3 separate regions of the Mus musculus genome follow, and all the other regions are linked to region 2. Evidence: chromatin loops called from intact Hi-C (ENCODE). Cell type or tissue: heart. All regions are shown on one strand. Each heading gives the region's core, and the rest is flanking DNA. Links, peaks and the distances in the headings are about the cores only. Region 1 holds the start of Scly (selenocysteine lyase). Region 2 holds the start of Ube2f (ubiquitin-conjugating enzyme E2F (putative)). Region 3 holds the start of Ilkap (integrin-linked kinase-associated serine/threonine phosphatase 2C).

Region 1 (7,393 bases), core at 1,611-6,610, 48 kb after region 2:
GCTCTTCTGGAAGACCCAAGTTCAGTTCCTAGCACTCACGCGAGGTGGCCTAAAAGCACCTTTAACTCCAGCTTCAGGGGATGCAAAGCCCTTCTCTGGAATTCATGGGCATGTTGTACTCACTTACCCATTCTTACGGAGAGATAGACATAATTAAAAAGTGCTGCTAACGTTGGTGCTAGCAGACTTAGTTCACACATGTGTATCATAATTCCCACAGTAACCTCTGAAAGCTGCTTACAAAGACACAAGAAATGACAGCCTGAACAGATGTGGCTACAGCTACAGCTGCACACTGCCATATCCAGCTGAGGCATGTCCCCAGATGAGCCAATGAGCACCCAGAAGGATGCTCGACAATACTGGATGGCAAAGGACTTCTGAGACCACTTGCCAAGAAATTAACTGGCAAAAGAAAGAAAAAAAGAAAAAACAAAGCAAAGGCTGTGTCAATCCTGGGGATTCCACAGACCTCAGCGAGAACAGAGGCATGGCATCTCTAACTTAAGACTGGTGGGAACTCCACAGAAGTGTTAGGGCCGTGCAGCTCACCTTTACAGCCACCAGAGAGGGCAGAATGTTGAGGGTGCTCTTCCGAAGGAATGTGCCATTCTTCAACAAACCTAGTAATTTCCTGGATGAGCCCATGTGTAAGCCTTTTTCTTGATTTGAATCAGTTCAGTAAGAACAGCGATGTTTTTTTTTCCCTATGCTGCAAAGCATGATGGACCAATGTATAGAGCACCAATCAATCATGTACACTATCACTAAATGAGTGAAATAATGAAAAATAATTCCACCATAGCAATGTTAAAAGAACAGAGTAGTAGTCGATTTGATAAACACTGGGGCTTTCTTAGTGTGTGCAAAGCTCTCGGTTCCATAACTATTACCACAAAAATAATCAAAAAACCACAAGTATTATGCCCTGAGGACTGCAAAGCACCGCGGAAAGAGACAAGAGATCTAAAGTGGAAAATCGGTCCTGTGTCCTTGGATCTAGAAGGTAGCGGAGCCATCCATACTGCACTCTCCCACCCCCCTCAGCCTTTGCGGAGTGCATTTGCCTTACCCACACTATCCTGCAGGATCAGCAAGACAGCCTTACTGGGAGAGCTGCGGGTCCAGTTCAAGCTCAGGCTGGTGGGCAAGCACAGTACTAGCCTAGCCGCCAACCCTTCCTGGAACTCGGCTGCTGCTGTGTCCATCACTACCCCTTGGTGGGCAAGCAAAGCACTAGCTGCCAGCCCTTTCTCTGCTGCTGTGTCCGTCGCTGTCCCACATATCCCAGCACTTTTCTTCCACCAACTTAGCAGCAACAGGCGAAGCCACTTGTCCTCCTGTTGGTTGACAGCCCAGGGGGATGGTGATGAAGACCTGGTTGAGCAGGGAATTCCACAAGTATATGGCGCCACTCTTGGGCCTCTGCAACAGCTGGCAAAGTTCAGTGTATGGGACACCTGCATCCGGGAGGAGTTTGGAGCTCGACGATTGGCTACTACACGCAAGCCACATGATGAAAGCTATGATGTGTGTCATTATAGTGTCTGGTGTAACATCAGGAATTGCAAGAATGTGTCAAACTGTCCCAGGGAGCTGTTACAGGTGTGTTACATTGCTGTTGTGTGATAACAAAGTCAATGTTAAGGACAGGAAGTGAAGGCCCAGGATGGTCCACATCATCTAAGATAAAGACGAGAATCTGAGAAAGGGGAAGCAGGAGCCCGAGTCTAATTTCATAGAGGACTGCCTGGGATGCAGTCAGCTCAGCACCACTTAACCATCATTCAGCTAAGTAGGTGTTCAGTTCTTCATGCTGACGAAGATTGGGTGGGTTTCAGAGTGAATGTGACACTTTAAAACACACGTTCAGGCTCGCCCTCTCCTCTGCGTCCTCGGCCACTGCGAAAGAAGGGAACATGCCAAAGAAAAAGACCGGTGTGAGGAAGAAGGCAGAGAACCGCCGAGAACTCGAGAAACAACTGCGAGCATCAAGAAGTACTGTCGACCTAGCCAAACACCCATGCAATGCTTCAATGGAATGCGACAAATGTCAGAGGCGGCAGAAGAATAGAGCATTTTGCTATTGTTGTAATTCTGTTCAGAAGTTACCAATTTGTGCACAGTGTGGGAAAACAAAGTGTATGATGAAGTCTTCAGACTGTGTTATCAAGCATGCTGGTGTGTACAGTACTGGCCTTGTTATGGTGGGTGCAATATGTGACTTCTGCGAAGCTTGGGTTTGCCATGGGAGGAAGTGTCTTAGCACCCATGCCTGTGCCTGAATGTGAGCAAGGGGTATGGGACCATGGAGGAAGAATATTCAGCTGTTCGTTTTGCCATAATTTTCTCTGTGAAGATGACCAGTTTGAGCATCAAGCCAGCTGCCAAGTTTTAGAAGCAGAAACATTTAAATGTGTTTCCTGCAGTCAACTTGGCCAGCATTCATGTCTCCGCTGTAAGGCTTGTTTCTGTGATGAACATACAAGGAGCAAAGTGTTTAAGCAAGAAAAAGGAAAACAACCTCCTTGCCCTAAATGTGGGCATGAAACACAGGAGACAAAGGATCTTAACATGTCAACACGCTCCTTGAAATTTGGCAGGCAGACTGGAGGAGAAGAAGGGTATGATGCGTCGGACAAGTATGGAGATACTGGATACCATGATGAGGAGGAGGAGGATGAAGCAGAGGATGAAGAGGAAGAAGATGGGAAGGACTCAAATGCTGAGTCATCAGATCTGTTCAGTAACTTGAATTTAGGAAGGACCTATGCCAGTGGCTACGCTCACTACGAGGAGCAGGAGAGCTAGGAGCTGCCCCTTGTTGGCACTTGTGGGAAGAGCAGGCTGAATCTGAGGATGCTCAGACGGACCCTCCCTTGCCTTGTCCAAAAGGCCAGTCACACTGGGCTCGGGAGGTTCTAGCAGTTTATAGGGATGCTATGTGAACTTGCAGTGTATGTAAAGTGAGTTAGATGTATGACAGATGGAGCATCATGGATTGGGTTATTACTGAGTTCAATAATCGGGTGGGTTTTGCCAGCTAGAAACATAATAAAATACACGATAAAGGAATAGAAAGCAAATATATTTATTTGAAATTAAATTACCGTCTTTATTAAAGGCACTGCTTATAAATTCATGTCTCTGATTTTACAAAGTGTAATGGGTAAAATTACCATATTCTTTTTCTTATTTCAATCCATACAATGAGAGTCATGTTCAGTTTTTCACTGACTTCATGCTGGGTAATGTTCACTCTGCATTAGCGGTTGCCATGTTCACCGTTTTCTTACAATGTCTATCCAGTGCTTGTTACTGTCTCACTGACAGACAGAAGTCTAGCTGTTTTCATCCACATAATGGCAGGCAGGACTAGTGTTGCTGATGCTTCACCCAGAGAATCTCATTTTACAATAAAGTTAGCATTATACTTGAAAAATAAAAAATAAAACACACGTTCAGAACTCACTTTGTAGACCAGGCTGGCCTCGAACTCACAGAGATTGGCCAGCTTATGCCTCTGGAGGGCTGGGATGAAAGGCCAGTACTACTACTGTCCTGCTTCACGCCTTTCAATTGTTTAAAAAAAGATTTTTATGTGTATGAGTCTGTTTATGCGTCTGTCTGCACTTACATACGAGCACCATGTGCATGCCTAGTGACTATAACCTTCCATAATTTTAACAGCCCTGCTTAGCTCACCTCTGATCTAGATCGCCTCAAAAGTATCAACACATAACTTCCTAATTTCAGGCAATTAAATCATTCGCGAAGGCGGATGTGGGGTATCCTATGTCCAGCGAGCACTAGCCGCCAACCCTTCCAGGCGCTCAGTCTTGGCTGCTGCGGTGCCTCTCATTGCACCGCGCATCCTAACACTTTTACTTCCATGAACTTTGCGGCGACCGGTGAAGTCACTGGTCCTTCTGTCACTAGTGACAGCCCAGGGAGGTGGGCTCCCAGAGCACGGTGCCAGTAGCTGGAGCACCCAGATGACTCGCCATGAGCGGCGCGCGCTTTGCCGATGACCGGTTAGATAGGACCGGCAGCGCGGTGGCCCTACTAAGGTAGTCTCCAGCTCCGTCCCACTGCCACCTGACCCCACATGACCAATCAACCAGTCAGGGGCGGAGGCAGGGCCCGTGCGGCTCACAGATTGGCCAAAGCGCGAAGCGCAGCCAATGCGGATACTCCGGGACCCGAGGCTCCGCCCATTCAGAGACTTCGGGGCGCTCAGGCTTGGGGTGACCTGCCGGCGATCAGGGGGATGGACGCGGCGCGAAATGGCGCGCTGGGCAGTGTGGAGAGCCTACCCGACAGGTGCGCTCCCTTCAAGGAGCCCGCAGGGCCTAGGGACACCTGGGGGACCTCAGTGAGTGTATGGTGAGGCGGGAGGAAGGGACACGCAGAAGCGTCCGGCCACAGGAACCGGGAGAGAACAGGCTACCGCCCAAGCTGAGGGCAGAAGGGGGCCCACGGGTGACAACTGTGCCGAGTGTGGCCACATCATCCTCCCGCGTTTCGGGCTTCTTCCCAGGGAATGGGCTCTTCCTGGAGGTTGGAACTGGCAGCCGAATCGCGATTATCTGCGTTTTACAAGAATCGCCGCTGCTTAGAGTCTAGGATGGCGTGGCTGTGGGACGGGGGGGAACGGGGGGGGGGGACGGGACTTTGGGGCCCATTTGACCACCCGAAGGTTTAAAGTGGGCTTTGGGGCGGGAACCCTAGGAGCACCAGGACAGTGGGGGAGACCTGCCTTCTCTTGCTGTCCACTGGGCTGTGGGACCTCCTCCCCTGGCGCGCAAGGAACCGGAGGTCCTGGCTCAGCCTTCTCCCACCCAGGAATGTGTTATACCAGAAGCCCCCTCTCCATCCCCATCTCATTTTTTTCTTCTTTCTCTTTTCTCTTTTACCCCCGGTCCCTCCTCCACCTCAGCCCCATAAGGCCTCGATATGTAGTCCAGGCTACTCCTGCCTTCTCCGATATGGTGGAACTTGCCTATAATCCCAACACTGAGGACAGGAGGATTGTGATTTGGAGGCCAGCTTGGATCACACAGTGAGAACCTGTCTCATAAAGGCCTAAGCCTGGTGGCTTGAGCCTATACCAGACGTTTATTAAGCAGTTTCACTTTCTCTAGGAAGCCCGCTAATAACAGAGTCAATCGCTGATAAAATGCAAACCATAAACCAGTTCGGCCAAGCTATAGATGGGAAAACCAGTCACTTGGCAGGCCTATGGGTGTGCAGCACTTTGGGGGCTCTTTATTTCTAGGAAGGAACAGACTTGGGACACAGGCAAAGCCTGCGGCAATGGGAATTCCAGCCCCAGGGTGGTCAGGTAGGTCCACATTACAAAGCCCAGCCTTGCAAGATCAGGTGACTGCGTGGCACTTAAAGCAAAGATAGGAGATGAAAGCTTCTTCCTGCCTGTTCTGCCGTGCTCCCCTGGACATAGTTGGGCAGTGTGTGCTGGCTCACCACTGCATCGGCTTGAACACTGGTTTGATGTAAAACCAAGTGAAATAATGACTGTTTTCAGGCCCGATTGCCTACCATAGAGATTTCCGAAGGTCTGGGACCCTGGTGAGAACACAAGCAGATAACTCTCCTTAGGGAGGGTCTCTGGGGCTTTGAACTCTGTGTCCTGTGGATGAAGTTCCTACATAGGAAGACAAAGCCTGCTTGTTCCTGGAGCTGCTCATCACTTGCTCCCTAGAGAGGACACTAAGCATGTGACTCTTGGGTCAGATGATGAATGGGTCCACAGCGGAAGACAGGGAGGGAGGGAGGGAAGGAAGAGGGCCAGGCTGCGTGCGGCCTACAGTTTCCAATCGAACCCTGGAGCCTCATCCAAACAGATCTGCTGAAGCACAGACTTTAAAAAGTTTAGGTAGAGTGGGGGTGGGGCAAGAAAAACTGAAAATGCAAGTTGCCCCAGGGAGAGACCTGCCCAGTAAAAGCCAGGGAGGGGACAGCCATAGCCCTGGGAAGCCTCCAGCAAAGATGAGTACAAAGCTCCTTCCTAGAGGCAGTTCCTGGAGGACTGGAAGGGGCAGATGGCTCCAAGTTGTTGGGAAATTACCCAGGGGAATGTGGGACTCCCCAGCCATTGGCAGATCCTTCCTCCCTCCCTTCCTGGAGTTGGGCCGCATCTCTGGCCTCCAGCCATCAGTCAGCCTCATGCTAGGGGAGATTATGGCCATCTTGTATGGGGCAGCTACTGGGTGACTGGAAACCATGGTGTCTCCCATCAGGAGGGAGAACATGGAGAGCTGAGGTCTAATAGCCTACCTGGGCCTTCACTCTAGATGCAGAAGACCCTCACTGTGGTCCCCCAAAAGAGTATTGCTGCTATACTCTGCCTCCCCAAACTTTACAGGCTATTCTCTCTTCCAGGAAGGTCTATATGGACTATAATGCCACCACACCTCTAGAGCCCGAAGTCATCCAGGCTGTGACAGAGGCCATGAAGGAAGCCTGGGGAAACCCCAGCAGCTCCTATGTGTCAGGTAATCTAGAAGAATCCATGACAATAAAGGGAACCAGAAGCCTCTTAGAGAAAGTGTATACTAACCTGACTTGGTGGCATGTGCCTTTAATCCCAGCACTCAGAGGCAGACTGCTCTCAGAGTTCAAAGCCAGCCTGGTCTACAAAGTGAGTTCCTGGACAGCCAGGGCTACCTAAACTGAGAATCCGTGTCTCAAATAAAAAACAAACAAAAATGGGTGGGGGTATATAAAGTGTATGCTTACATGAGATGGTTTTGTTTGGGAATGGGGTGGACTTTCATTTTTCTTTCAACTTTAAAGTTAGTACAATGCCTATATTGCTTAACAGAATTCCCAAGAGTTTTTTTTTAAGCACACTTTAGAAAAATGGAAACAAAATAATTACGTTCTAATCTTTAAGCATTGTGTCACTAAAGTCTACATAGTGTCTTCTATGTAAATTAGCATCATGTTACAATTATATACCTGACTTGATTCTTAAAGTCTTCTGTCCCTGTATGATATCCTAGCTAGGAACTACACATCCCACAGGCTGGGATTAAAGGCATGTGCCACCACTGCCAGGCTTATAATTATATTCTTACTTCTTTCTAGTTTGCCTTTGTGGTGTAGAGTTTTAAATTTTTGCATTTTTGGATGATAATTTGCTTCAAGTCAGTAGTCAAAAAGACAGCATTCCACATTTTCTCCACAGACTTGGAGGCTAATCATGCTTTGCCTTCCTAGTTAATGTTTATCAGCAGAAGGCAAGGGCCCCGCACCCAGCCCTGCACTGTGTAATTAGGGTAACTAAGACAAGCCACATTAATGATGGTTTATTGGGAAATGAGTGCCAGCCAGGGGACTAAAGATGACCCAAGCTAACTGATCTGCCACC
Region 2 (7,393 bases), core at 883-5,882:
AGGTGGAGCAGAAGGTTGGGAGAGAGGGAAAGGATGAAGAGGAGGAGGAGGAAGAAGAAGAAGAAGAAGAAAAGTGAAGCGGAAGCCTGGAGAAACCGCAAGTTCTAAGGGGTCTCGTAGGTGTGGAAGATGGTAGTGTAGCGCTAGATCTGCTCAATCTAGGCACACAGCATGTATTCATATTAATTGAGTCATGTTTTCATTGCCGGGTGTTATTTGGGCTGGAGAATTACCGCAACAACTATGCTTACATCTTCACATCTCCCCCTGCTGCCCTGACTGACAGCCTCTGTCACATGAGGACCTTTGAAGTTACAGTAGACTCACTTGAAAAATTCAAGACAAACCCAATTCAGGGGCCTCAATTTATTCAAATTTGCAAAGCCCATTTCTCCAGTAAACCAACATATCCCAAGGATCCAGAGTATATGACGAGCATGCTTTTTTTTTTTTTTTTTTTTTTTTTTTTTTTTGGTTTTTCGAGACAGGGTTTCTCTGTATAGCCCTGGCTGTCCTGGAACTCACTTTGTAGACCAGGCTGGCCTTGAACTCAGAAATCCACCTGCCTCTGCCTCCCAAGTGCTTTAATCCCAAGTGGGATTAAAGGCATATGCCACCACGCCCAGCTTGACAAGCATGCTTTTAAAGCAGTCTGCTAGTCACTCCCCACCCCTAAGAAACAGAAGTCCTTCACTAAACTGTGTGAGAGAGTGAGAGAGCTAAACTGTGAAAGGTGGCATGGCTGTTATGCTGCTGCTGATGGGGTTGTTGACATTGTTGCTTTGGGTTTTTTTGTTTGTTTGCTTGCTTTTTTGGTTTCTTATTTGTTTTGTTTGTTTCTTTGCTTGTTTTGTTTTGAGACAGGGTTTCTCTGTGTACCCCCCTTGATGTCCTGGAACTCACTCTGTAGACCAGACTGCCCTTGAACCCACAGAGATCCATTCAATCTGTCTCTAAGAGTCATTTGTCTCTTTCCTTGCTGTTCATTAGTAGCCTGTCTCTGGGACTGAATGCCAGAGACAGATGGGCTGGATTCACATTCAAGTTCAGTCATGCTGGGCAAAATACTTCTGTGCTTCCTGAAAGCTGGAGCTAACAGAAAACTGTTAACTAGGGCTGTTGTGAGGACTATATAAACCAGTAGGCTCTTGGTAAGTCTTAGGTGAACACATGAGGCTCCCTTATGAAATGGACCTAGAAGTGACTCATCTCTTTGCAATGTTGAGAGTCAGGCGTATTGGTTCAGCTGTTCCAGCTGTATCTGCCTCTTCAAGCCCTTATCTTTTCTCACCAGAACTTTGCACAAACTCATGCAGTACTTGCCCAATAACACTGGTTCTGAACACCTGCCATGGGTCCAAAGAAGAGCGGGGAGAGCAAGAGGGGGTGCCGGGGTGAGGAGCCGTAAGAAAGTGCTGTTTAAGCTTAGGAAAACAAGACAAGCGTTAGCTGAGCAAAGGTGTTTTCCTGAAAGAATGAGGCAGCTTGTCATAAAGAGTTCACTTGAGTACTATAATGGCTATTCCTGGTTATCAACTTGACTATATCTGGAATGAACTACAATCAAAATTGGAGGACACACCCGTGATCCAGATGTTAAGGCTGGAAGACACAAGTTTCTGATCTGGATCACAATGAAAATCCCTTAATATAGAGAGACATTCCATAAGCTCTGTGACTCTAGAGGACGCTGATTAATACCAGTACCATCTCTTCTGTGTTTGCAACCTCCCTTAGATCAAAAGCCTTATTTGTTTGTTTATTGAGACAGGATCTCACTATGTAGCTCAGGTTGCCCAGGAATTCACTATGTAGACCAGTCTGGCAGGTCTGCCTCTGCTTCCCCAAATGCTAGAATTAAAGCCGTGTACCACTAGGCCTGGCTGCCTTTTACCCTTTCTATCTGTGCAGGAGTGTGTATCTGATGGAAGCTTGAGCGTGTGTAGCCATGTGCCACATGGGGTGGTCAAAGGATAACTTTCTTCCACTTTTTTGTTTGTTTGTGTTTACAGGATCTCATTGAGTAACCTTGGCTTGTTTGGAACTCTATGTTATCTAGGCTGGCCTCCAACTCCTATGTGCAACCCAGCTCTGCGGGGGATCTCTTCCCCTCAATGGAAGTCAGGGTACTTGGTCCTAATCTGAGGACTCCTCTGCCTCACATCTTCCCGAGTTTGGAAACAGGTCCTCATGCTGACAAACGCTTTACTCCCTGAACCCAAGTGCCTCATTTCAAAAGAAATCTTAGGGTCTAGGGTGTGGGGGGAGGGGGGAGACGGGGGGGGGGGGGAGGCGGGGGGAGGGGGCGGGTAGCTCAAAGGTAGTGCTTTGCATGTGAGACCTCCTGAGATTCATTCCCCAGAATTGCTAAGAAAATCACTGGAAACCTGACGCTCCTTGTTCTTTTCCACAGAAAATATCCTCTTTCCAAGGCCCTACCTCTCTAGGAGTCTTGCCGAATTCTCTCCCAAAGTAGGCTATCTCCAGTCCCACAGGGACTGAGAATGCATACCACACGAGCTGCAAGTAGGATGCTGCACATGGAACCCCAAGGCCTCAGGAGGTAGGGTCTCTCTACATATCTCTGGCTGTCCTGGAATTCACTATGTAGACCAGGCCTTCCTCTTGTCTCTGAGCGCCGGGACTGAGGTATGCGCCGGAACTCCCGGCCTGAAGTAGATTTTTAAAAGTGCATATAGGAATATGAGAAATTAAAAAAATAAGGAGCAGGAAGAGTGTCCTCACACCCAGCAGCCACCTCTAACTATCCCATGGCCTTAACGCAGCTGCAAACCGGTCGGATTCTTTGCGTTCAGGAATGGTGCCGGGCACAGGAACTTAGCTCCACCAGCAGGCACTGCACTAGTACGATATTCCTAGGGAAGCAAGCCGCTAAATGAATGGAAACAAACCGGAAGGCCGCTAGGCGGTCGGGGATGCTTGCGCTTCGGTGACCAATCAGCAAAGGTCTTGACACATGGCCCACCCTCAGGCCGTGCTCTTCACCAATGAACGAGGGCCGACTAGTTGACCTGTGTATGTCCTGTGACTGTCCACGAGTGGAGCTGCCAATAAAGTTCTTTTGTAGCTTTGAATTTTTTTTTTAAAGTGCCCACTGCGGTCACGGCGCAGTCCCCGCCCCGCCACTTCCGGTCTCGCCGCCGGGAGCCGGTGCGGCTGTGAAGGCCAGCGCGACTCAGTGCCGCTGCTCCGCCGGGCATGGTTTTGGGTGCCGGCTCGCCTCGCCTGACTCGCGGTGCTCAGGTAAGCTGGTCGCGCGGGCTGGACTGAGGCCGAGGCTCCTGTCGCCGAGCGCCAGGCCGGACCGCGAGGTCGGCGGCTGACGGGAAGCGCTGGGCGGGCAGCGAGCCCCGGCGGCTCTAGAGGGCCGGGCCGAGGCGGACCCCGTGCCGCCGCCCGCAAGGTCACGGTGCGGAGCTCGGGCCGTCCGGGAGGCCGAGGCCGAGGCCGCGGCGGGGAGGCCGCTGCCCCTGAAGGGAAGCGGGAGGTGGACGCGGCCCGCCACGGCGACGGCGGGGAGGAGGGGCGGCCGGCCCGCCTGGCCCGGTTCGGTCCCTGACCCGGTTCCGCGGCGTGTCACCCGGGGTGTGGCCTTCTCCTCGGCCGGCTCAGTTTCCTCCGTCTCCGGTGGGCATTGGACCCACTCCTCGGCGCTGCCGGTGGGTTGGAGTTGCTGGGGAAGGCTTCCCGGAGGGGCTCTTGGCCTGTGGGTAAAAATCTGCTCTCCTTAAGAACCTAGTCGGGCTTGGCGGTGAAGGGAAAGAGGGCATCCCAAGACCTGGTTATCAGATTGAACCGAAGGTTCCAGAAATGAGCAGGGTGGTGTTGAAAAACAGTGAGGTGGCTGGGCCTGGTGCCGAGGCTTCCTAGCTGTTTGGGCCGAATGTGGGGAGCTGGGCAGTAGGCAGAGTCATAGGAAATTAAGGATAGTGATTGTGGGGAGCTTCAGGAACAGAATTAACAGGAGTACCTGGACAAAATTAACTTGATATTCAGTACCCAAAATCAAAGATGAGCTCCAGAAGTGGTCAGTCAGTAAGCCTGGCAGGTTAGATACCCTTGGACACTCATGCTGTACGGTTTAAGTCCCGATCTGTTTCTTTCAGCTTGGAAGGTTAAACGGCCCTAGTGGCCCCTAGTTCTCTTAAATGGCTTAGATTGGAGCTGTCAGTGAGGAGTTAGCCTCACTGTGAGCCAACTGGCCCTGCATAGGTCACACCAGCCTGATTTCAGCACAGCACATAGGAATGCTGAATAAACATGACTTGATGAGACTGGTAAATAACAAGTTGCAGTCCTCTTTGGATGCCCTAAAAGTTGGTCCCACCCAGAGGAGGAACTAACTGGGCCAAATACAACTTGTGGAGTTGGAAACTGAGCATGCTGTTCAGAATAGCTGATCGGTTCCCAAAATACTGCCTTAGTCACAGTGTGATTTTCGAGCAAAGGGAAGTTTGGGTCAAAGTGGGGTTTTCCAGAGGTGGGACGTGTTGAGGAGGGAACGAGAATTCTGAGGCAGCTTCTACCCTTTTGATAGTTTGAGTAATTTTTTTTTTGTTTGATCCCTTTGTGGAGATTTAATTTTCTGATTGTGGGGACATTTCCAAATGGAGACTTTGGTTTATTCCCTCCCATGCTAGTGAAAGTGATACAGATGATAGAAAAATAGGTGGATACTCTAGTCTTACCTGCCTTAGAATATGCGTGTTGGGTTTTCTGTGGAGACACCACTCGTGTTGTTTTCTACTCTGCACAGTCTTTGCACAACATGTTCTATTGGAAAAGCCTACAGCTTACTGAAGATTACAAGCTAGGATCTACACCTCGAAGAGTAGAGCAGGGTACGCCCATCCTCTGCCTCCGATAAAGCCCAGTGTAGAAGAGCAGTGGAGAGCATTAAGAGAGCCGGTGGGCAGCCATGGCAGGTCTGAGCAGCACAGTGCAGGTCCATAGGGTGAGGAGCAGCTCTGTTGTGACCACTAGGGGACTGCCTGCCAAACTCTGAATGCCTTTCCGTTTTCCTTTTCACCATCTGCCTTACTGATATCAAAGGTGAAAACCTGATGGCCCTCATGTGGAACATACACCTCTGTCCCAGTGGTACGTCGGGTTGTTATCTTGGACCATTGTCAGACACCCCTGATGTCCCAAGGTCTGAGCATGTAACAGTGGACTTAGACTTGGCCAAGGTAGAAAGCACTACCTCATGATCCTGTTTGAGGAATTTCTGACAGGATCATTCTAGGTGGCAACCAAGACAGGAAAGCATTGTTACATATGTTCTGCTGTTTTGATAGCTTGTGGGCTGAAGCCCCTTTGGGGGAAGTGACTTAGTGAAGACTTGAGGATGCTTGTGTTCTGACTAGGCTCATCTTTTCATATAGATGCCCCTGAGGAGAAGCCACTATAGAGTAGGACTGAATGCCCCATCACTTCATGACTGATCAGTGTTTCGTATAGGCTACGCCATGACCATACTTACAACACATCTAAAGGAAAACTAGTTTTGTTTTGTTTTTGGTTTTTTTTTTTTTTTGTGGTGAGTGCTTCTTGTGTCTTGGACATTCACCCTCCAGGCCTGTTCCAGGGTGTGAGTGTGTTCATGCCTGCCTGCCTGTGTGTATTAGTGTTAGGAATCTTTCCCAGATTTCAGTACTGTGAGCTTATGCATACTAACATGCAATATAAGAATTATTTGGTGCATTTAGACAAGTGCTACTTTTTTGGTTTTGTTATTTTGCTTTTTTGATACATGATCTTCCTTTGTAGCCCAGGCTAGACTTTGTAGCCCAGTCCTCCTTCCTTAGCGGCCCCCCACCCCCACCAAATACTGATGTTATAGGTGTGTGCCACTGTGCCCAGTGTAACGAGTCCTTAGTGTGGCAGGGTCATGTATAGTTTGGAAGATCATATTCACTTTCTTGTTTTTGTGATATGTGGTACAAAGTGAAATCTACCCTTCCCTAGGGATACTGTGTACAGAAGGTGGCATGAGAAACTAGACAGAAGAGTTGCATTTGAGGGTTTTTTTTTTTTAATTCTGAAGAGAGGAATATTCTTGTGTTCATGGTATTAGCCTCAAGTTTGACCTCTCAGGTAAAACTTTTCATCTGTAAGTTTTAAATTTTGTTTGAGAAATTATCAGATCTGTATGTAAAGGAAATGCTTTTAAAACAAGAAAAGAAATTATATAAATATTGAACTATTTACTCTTGCTGGAGTGTTGGTATGAGGAGTGTCTGACTGATGGAGGTGTGTAATAAAAGCAGAAGGCAGATTGTGGAGGTAGGGATTGCTGACATCCTAATGTAAATTGTACTTTGAGTGATAATGCCTTCACTAGGGCCCATCAGTTAGAACAAATAAAACCTTGTAGGGAATGCTGATAATGAGAATGGAGAGAACAGTGCATGGGAAGTGCCTGTACCTTCTGCCCAACAGCTCTGTTGCTCTAATGCTGCTGTTAGAATAAACAGTTGAAGGCTTACAGGGTGAGTAGCAGTCCTTTTTGCAGGCAGCCGGGAGCATTACCTCACCTGCCTTTCTATTTTGCTGTCCTTCCCAGGGAGGTTACAGCCTGAGAGCCTGAAACTCACACGGTCTGGAAGCAACCCGGGAAGAGTCCAGTTTGGGGTATTCTAATTTGCTCTAATTTCTACTTTCCTTTTCCTCTGAGGGAGAAGGAAAGCAAGCATCATATGTCCCTTCTGCCCTAGAGACTTGTACACCCAGGCCACACCTGGCCCTGTTGTTGTGGGGACTCAGCTCATTTGAAACCAGTGGGGTTAGTGAATGAGTGCCTGTTGGGAAGCATGGGACCGGGTGGGGCTTGCTTGTGATTGAACTAGCATATACTGTACCTAGTGAGTATGAAACTTACGGCTCCCCTAAACTTAAAAGAATCACATCACTTACTCAGATTCCTATGAAGAAATCTAGTTTTGTTAATATATGGAGACTTTTTAAAAACTAATTTTAGAGACCCTAAAGTAAAAACACCTGTATATTTCTCTTGTCTAGTGTCTGGAGACATGGCCCTTAACCCTGCTCTTGCCTGTCTTCCAGAAGAAAGGTGGCAGGAATGCTAACGCTGGCAAGCAAGTTGAAGCGGGATGATGGTCTCAAAGGATCCCGGACATCAGCCTCCACATCTGACTCTACCCGGAGGGTTTCTGTGAGAGACAAGTTGCTTGTTAAAGGTAATCATCAGCCATGGGAGCTGTGTTTATACCTGTAACAAATGAAGCTTGTGTGGAGGCTCCTTGGGATGGATGGATGCAGTAGTCTGTTGAATGGGAGTACTTGTTTGAAATGACTGTAAAGTATGATCAGCTAGGCGTCGTAGTGCACACCTTAAAGCCCAGCACTCTCC
Region 3 (7,393 bases), core at 1,561-6,560, 150 kb after region 2:
AGACTGTGTCATCTAAGCAAGGATAACTAGAAACCAGTCTATACATGCTTACTACAGCTTCTAAAAATCTGTTTCAATTTGTGGTACATTGACTCCACAAGTATAGAACCCACAGATACAAGAGAGCTAACTCCACTCTAAGAAGCAGAACACTAAAGAGTATTTATTCTAAGTATTAATTCTTCTACAAACCCCTAATATTCTCTCAGCTCACTTCCAAAGGTCTAAAAATCAAAACACCCTTCCCCCGGACACTCAAAACTGTATCTGGTTGGGGATGATGAGATAGCTCAGTAATTTTCCTCTTGCAGAAGACCTATGTTCAATTCCTAGCGCCCACATGGTGGTTCACAACAATCCATAACTCTAGTTCCAGGGGATCCCACACTGTCCTCTGATCTCTGGGGGCACCAGACACACATGTGGTATACATACACACAGGCAAAACACCCATATAACATAAGTCTTTTAAAAATTAGATAATTAGGACATTCAGTGGGCCATGACAGCAGCGGGCCCAGCCTCTTAGGGATAGGGACATGTAAATTACAGCATGGAGGCCAACCTGAGCAGCAGCCCTCCTCATCTAAGCATGGTTTTTCCACTACCGTTGTTCAACAGGAAAAGTCTTTGCATAGCTAACAGGTGTATCTTCAGTTCTCACAGGCACTCCTCACAGCAGATGTCTTGCTTCATGCCAGTCTAGTCCCTCTTCAGCCATAACACTGAGTGTTCAAACAGCACTGTCACTAATGGACAGTATGTTGCTCTCTCTCACCCTAGAATGCCACCAGAGGTACTTAATTAAACAAAGAGAGACTACCTTCCCATCTTACTGGCCACAACTGAGAATGAGCTGTAAGATGAAATTCTCACTGCTTGTAAAGCACTATACTAAGGGCTCTAAATGCTTTAACTCAACTGATTACTATAAGGATCCTATAAGGTACTGTTACTACTCCAAGAGAAGGAAGCTGAGACACCAAGGCCAAACGCCTGCCCAAGATGAGTGGGCTATGGGGAGTGGAGACTCAAACCCAGCTGGCAGATTCCCAGGGTGGGCTCTAGTTGAGCAGCTGTCTTGGACTTCAACCAAGACCACACTTACCCTTACAGTTCTACAGCACAACCCCAAGCTGGCTCATGAGGACCTCTTTAGTCATCCTGCAGATCATCAGTATGGTCAAACATGTTTGTGTCTGGATCCTTTAAAATGTCCTATAGGTTATAAATACTACATTTGATCTTAGACAATGGATGTGGGTCATTTATTATACTATGGAACTTTTCATTAGCCAAAATTTTGCACTGTTTTGAATAAACAGAAATCCAAACTATGTGAACTACAGCTGTCAGCTACCACCAGACAATATGCAACTTTGATCCATAACACCAACGGGAATGAAGTGTGCACCTTTCCAATCACAGCTTGTATTACCATCCCCTCCTCCCCATCATTTATCCAGGCACTCCATCTTCTGGATATTATATATTATGATAAGAGTTGTCATTTGTCTTCTGGAGACAGTGTTTCATTATGTAGCCTGACTGTCCTGGAACTTCTTTGTAGAGCTAGACCAGCCTGGCCTTGAATTTAGAGATTCACCTGCCTCTGCCTAGTAAGTGCTGGGATTAAAGATATGTACTAAGGGGTTGTCTTTTTATTGATCTTGTGAATCTTTCAATCATTATGCATAACTATATTAACCCTTCAAAACATATATTGTCATTCTTTCCTCAATTCACTTAACTATGACTTACTTTTTTTCTTGCATATACACTAAGTCCTAGAAGTAATGTTTTCTTCTGATATTTTAACCTTTATGTTTGTATTTCCATTTCTCAAATAAATACTCATGTGACTGTGTGGGTGTATATACGAGTGTGTGTAAAGGCTAAAAGCCTATGTCCGCATACTTTAATTGCTGAGATTATAGACATGTGTCTTCACCCCGGCTCCTAAATTTCATACGTTTAAGTTACTCTGGTGAGCAAATAGCCCTTGACAATTAAACATCAGTTTTATTTGAGGTGCTAAGGACTAGACTCAAGATTTTTCATGCTAAGTATGTGCTCTTGCGCTGAGTAATAGCGCCAGGCTGACCATCAGGTGCTTTGTCTTGGTACCAGCTCTGGACCCAGGGCCTTACACATGCTAGGCAGGTGTTCTACCATGTGCTCTCGCTCTAGCCTGACCAGCAGCTTTGAACAAAATGTTCTAACAAGCAAACAAGTGAACCACTCTATGTAACCAAACAATCTATGCCAGCATTTTATGTATCTATAAGTTCCACTACTGATAGAAAATAGGTATAATTCCTTTCTGCAAAAGATTGATTGTTATTTTAAATTGATATACTCAACTATCAAAATCTCTTAAGTCCTGGAGTGAAGCTGGAATTCAGTACAATATCTGTAGACATAAAACACATACTTTCTACATACTTATTCCAGGTTATAAAAATTTGTCTTGTGGGTATGAAGATAAGATGTGATACTTAAAAAAAAACAAAAACAAAAAAAACACACAACCAAAAGAATGAAACAAAACATGGCTGCTGTGCTGAGTGGTGGCGCCATATGCCACACACCTCATACTTTCTACAGAATCAGTACAACTGTCCCTTTATGTTGTGGTTACAGTGCAGATCCTAGGGATGTCACCAGCCATCATCTACAAATCCCTGACCATAGAATCGAACCTGGGCCATGCATTCTACCAAACGCACAGGTTCTCTTTATTCCACATAGTATCTGCAGGAGGCATCACTTATTACACACATTTGCCAGCGGTTCCTGAAGGTCAAAGGCAGTGCAAAGCTTGATCTGAAGACACAGCAGTTTCCATTGTCCACACATCTTCCTATAGTATGTGAAAATGACTAGACTTATTTCTTAATTGCTCCCAGTACTATTTTGGAAAATTTGTTATACTTACCCATGCATGAGCAGGGTCAGTATGCAATTTAGTCTTATTCTTATGACTACATAACAACCAACACCATTTACTAAAGCAAAGTATGGTGTCGGAACATGGTCTGAGAATGGAGTCCTGTGAGGAGAATTCTAAGTGCCTGTGAGAAAACAAGACAAGAGTCTTGTGACCTCAGTTTCTTCAAAACACATAATTATTCTTGGAATGTGTTTTTGTGTCTCCCCCACCCCCTGTAGTGGATAGGAGTGAGTTTATTTCAGATTACTCAATATGTTTGGGGGGGAGAGGGGGAGAGAGGGAGGGAGGGAAGGGGCATGGGGAACGCATGTATCTGCTAAGTCCCAAGTTGAGTTTAAGGTTTTAGGTCATGTCAAGAGAGCCTTGACCACGGAGAAGACCCAAAATAACTTTGGATAAAAAGCAATAGGGACTACTAATGATGACAGATTTCTAGGCACATCTGGCAATCCAAACTCTGGTCCGAGCACATTCAGACACAGGTTATACTCCAGTGACAGATGCAAGGCTGCCTGTATGAGGCCAGCTTTACTCACAACTGTAACGGTGGTTATCTTCAAAAAGCATGGCTGAATCAAACTCAGTCTCAAGGCCTAGTTACTTAGAAGCTTCTGTACCATCAGAGTGGTTGGTGGGGGTACGTAACGGTGCCACTACCAGGAACAACTGCAAAAAGAGGACACTACAAAGCATCTCAGGAGTCTGGAGGTGCGCAGGTTAAAAACCAAAGCACAGGTGTGAAGAGGACAGGTCAATACCTTCTCATAACCCCAAGCTCCAGCATTCTTCCATGCTAGCCCGTCCCGCTCTGCCAAGCTGGAGATCTGAGCCCTCCCACTTTTGAACATTGTTTCCTTGCCTAGAATCTCTGGAAACCATCAGCCGAAGCCCTCGCTAAAGGCCGCCTCCTTCCCAGGTCTTTCTCACTAGTCTTCGGGTACCGTTACTCCGGACGCTTGGCGTTTCCCACGGTTTTTAACCTATGCCTCTGCGATCAGAACTGAACTCTCTGAAGGCAAAGGCTGGGTCCTCTTCACCTTCCTATTCCGTGCCAAAGACCTTCCCAAAACGTGGGCTGCAGACGCCACCCCCCATCCCCGGCCTCGGTTATCTAGCCGTAGCGCCCTGCATTGGCTGTGCAGGCGCCCCGCACCAAGGGGCTGGAAGTCGGAAACTTGTTAAGTTCTCGGGGTTTCCAGGACGCAAACAGGCCCGGGACCAGGACATTCCGCTGGGAGTCTTGCTGTAGCCAAATTAAAGCCAGAGTGCCCCGACCCTTCGGCGCGGGACTTCGTGCGTGTGCCACGCGAGGCCTGGACAGGGACCGCGCGGTCGCTGCGGCCTCGGGAGCCACAGGCCGAGACTGAGGCGGCGGTGGCGCGAAGATGGCGGAGGCAGCGCATCCCGGCGCCGCCCTTTTCCCCCGCGCCGCTTACCGGCAGATGGCCGCGGCGCGCGCTCGGGCTCCGGCAGGTCCCCGAAGAGGTCCATGGCGGCGGGGCAGTGGAGCGGAGGCTCCGCGCTACCCTGGGCGGCGGCGGCGGCGGCGGCGCCGTCACTCACCGCGGGAGACCCTGCCAATCGCGCGCCGCCCAGCCGCCGCCCCAGAGTGCTACGCGCGGGGGCGGGGCGGGGGTGGGCTGCGCAAGCGCACGGGCGCTCTTGGCCTGGGCATTAGGTCCCGTGATAAATTGTTATGGCGTTTCCCCGGAAAGAAGGGAGGAGTGGCGCCGAGCCTGACATCCAGACAGGCTTTTGGCCGGAGAGGCGGGTCTGCACCTGTCCACTGTTCCCTGTGTGACCGAGCAGGCAAAGCACCTTCTGACCGCCCGGGAGCAGGATGGCGCCCAGCGGGGTCTCAGCTGTCCCACTGGGATAGAGACCAGAAAAAAACACCATCACTGGCCAAGCCACAAAAGTGACAAACATCCCTCATCTCAGCCACCAAATTTATGACGCTTTACCAATTACAAAGTTGTGTTGTGTATTTTCCCTGGTCTCAGAAAAGAGCCACTCATGGAATTAATTCCTCTTCCTACCATACAATCCACAAAGACTTCACTTCCTTAAAGGTACCCAAATTTATTGACTACACACCCCAATCCTACCAGCCCTTTCCAACACCACCTTACCTGTTTTTTTTGTTTGTTGTTGTTTTTGGTTTTTTTGCCAGTGTTGTGTGGACTTCTTGGTGCAGTAGGTAACAAGTCATTGCTTCCTTGCAAATGTAGACCAGATATTCTCTAGCTGCAATAGGTGGATCCACCCAGCTGACCTCCAAGCCACTGTTTGAAGTTTTTACTGCACTCAGACAGAACTGTCTCTTCCTTGACAGATGTAGGATTTTGAAATAACAGCACTTTGTCTTTTGTCCATATATCTCATACACTTCTCAGCCCATCCCAACTTGATATCACTATGTTTTTAAAGCAGCTCTTGCTAAGTGTCTTAGGGTTTCCATTGCTGTGAACAGACTCCATGACCTAGGAAACTCTTATAAAAGACAACAATTGGGGCTAGCTTACAGGTTTAGAGATACAGTCCTTTATCATCATGGCAGGAAGCATGGCAGCATTCAAGTAGGCACGGCGTTGGAGGACCTGAGAGTTCTACATTTTCATCCAAAGGAAGCCAGGAGCAGACTTTCCTCAGGCAGGTAGGAGGAGGGTCTTGAAGCCCACCCCTAAAGTGACACACTTCCACCAATTAGATCACACCTCTTCCAACAAGGCCACACCTCCTAATAGTGCCACTCTGAGGGCCAAGCATATTCAAATCACCACACTAAACTTGATTTCCCACTCCTGCAAATAGACTCGTCGGCCACCATTCCACATGAATTCTGGCAGTGTTTGCCATGTGGCCTGTCTTTCCCTCATATGTATGGACATCTCTAATCATTACTCCATCTCTACCTGGTTTACAGCTCAACTTCTGGCTGCTAAATAAAATCTTTTGTGGAGACAAGAACTTGCTCAGTAGGCCAGGCTGGACTTGAACTCACAATGCCTCTACCTCCCCAGTGCTAGGACTATATATAAATCTCTGTCACCACCCCTGGCAATTGGAATTCTGACCTGACCCTAAGTTCTCTTCTGTTCTCTTTCCCTTCATAATCTCCATGCACACCAGGCTTGAACTGCTGCACCTTTGGACATGACTCGTTAATTTTCCTACCACCAATAGATCTCTGGGTTCCACTAAGTGCCAAGAACGGGTTATGGGTAATCACAGTACCTCAACTCCCTGACAGATTTCATTTTCTCTCCTACAAATCTTTTCCTTAGTCTGTTGCTTGACTTAAGATACTTGGGCAGAAAGCATGGCAATAGGAGTATGTGATAGGGGAGGGTCTTCAGTTCATGATGTATAGGAAACAGAGTGGAAGGACATCAGAAAGGGACCAGGATAACATAATCCAAAATGACAAGTTCTCAGTCACCTACTTTCTTCAGTATCCACTTCCCACCATCCTACCACCTGCCAACAATCTATTAAAATGTTAAACCTGCCAATGAGTTAAAACTTTCACTAGGTCAGAATCTTGTGATCTAATTGTTTCAGAAAGCACACACTCTCCTGCCCTCCCCCAACTATGCATTTTACTAATTCTGTAGACATCTGTTAATCCAGTCAAGTTGCCAGGCAATGGCCGGCGTCACAATGCCCGTGTGCAGACACTGGTGTGGACTTAAGTTTTCTGCTTCTTTGACTAGACGAGAAGAGTATGTTTGTTTGGTTATATAATGAAAGCATATTTAGTTTTGGAAGAAATTATCAGTGTGTTCCAATGTGGTTGTTCCATTTTACCTTCCCACCCATCCTGGGAGTGCCTGCTCTTTGTATCTGTGCCAGCATGCCAGCATGCCAACATTTGTTCTCAGTCCTCTGGAGTTTAACCATTCTAACATGTGTGTGGTTAAACTTTGAAGTCAAATTCTAATTACAGACAAGTGCATGAATCATAAAGCTAAATGACTTTCATAAACCACACATAGCCATATAACAAAGATCCAGAATAAAAGATTCTGTGCAGTCTACACACACACAAAGCAGGCATGACCTCCTGAGGAGGTTGCCGTTAGCCCTCGGCCCTGGAATTTGCCTGGACTTGAACTGCATGAGTGGAAAACCACAGGGCAACATACAGCATGCTCTTTCAACTGACTTTCCTTCAACATCATCTTTGTGGCATTCAGCCACATTGTCAAAACTGTAATCCATCCGTTTACATAGGCACAGCACTCCTCGTCTATCTGCTCTTAGTGACCATGGAGGTTCCGAGCTGTCTGGGAGCTGTTACCCACAGTGCTGCTATGAGCATTCTATGTCCACCTGGTGCACACTGGTTTTCATTTCTATTGGAAAATGCTCAAAGATTGGATTGTTGGGTCAAAAGCCATCTTTATGACTATATTGAGCTATATTGTCAATAGTTGT

Evidence for each region. A loop is a pair of places that touch in the nucleus more often than their neighbours do. Peaks named below come from ENCODE experiments on the same cell type or tissue, not always from the same donor. Only the 100,000 strongest peaks of a DNase experiment are listed, where the experiment ranks them.
Region 1: a loop joins it to region 2, with 3 times the contacts of the local background. A loop is called at or near these places in 10 of 42 quality-filtered maps.
Region 3: it touches region 2 in a loop (2.5-fold over the local background); 2 of 42 quality-filtered maps call a loop at or near these places.

Annotation. Positions count from the first base shown.
Region 1 is chr1:91,294,126-91,301,518 of GRCm38, forward strand. Scly (selenocysteine lyase) reads left to right here and starts at 4,213. Exons shown (of 12, transcript NM_016717.3): 1 at 4,213-4,323; 2 at 6,403-6,515. The coding sequence starts at 4,271. It also overlaps the pseudogene Gm7785. In heart, for the core only: a CTCF peak has its summit at 4,257; DNase peaks (open chromatin) are centred at 4,136 and 6,126; H3K4me3 peaks cover 1,889 bases; H3K27ac peaks cover 2,112 bases.
Region 2 is chr1:91,247,174-91,254,566 of GRCm38, forward strand. It overlaps Ube2f (ubiquitin-conjugating enzyme E2F (putative)), which reads left to right and starts at 3,131. Exons shown (of 10, transcript NM_026454.4): 1 at 3,131-3,264; 2 at 7,087-7,220. The coding sequence starts at 7,103. In heart, for the core only: CTCF peaks have their summits at 2,898 and 5,004; DNase peaks (open chromatin) are centred at 2,988 and 3,648; H3K4me3 peaks cover 3,143 bases; H3K27ac peaks cover 2,506 bases.
Region 3 is chr1:91,394,262-91,401,654 of GRCm38, forward strand. It overlaps Ilkap (integrin-linked kinase-associated serine/threonine phosphatase 2C), which reads right to left and starts at 4,562. Exons shown (of 12, transcript NM_023343.3): 1 at 4,390-4,562. The coding sequence starts at 4,444. In heart, for the core only: no CTCF peak of the experiment used is centred there; a DNase peak (open chromatin) is centred at 4,630; H3K4me3 peaks cover 2,183 bases; H3K27ac peaks cover 2,023 bases.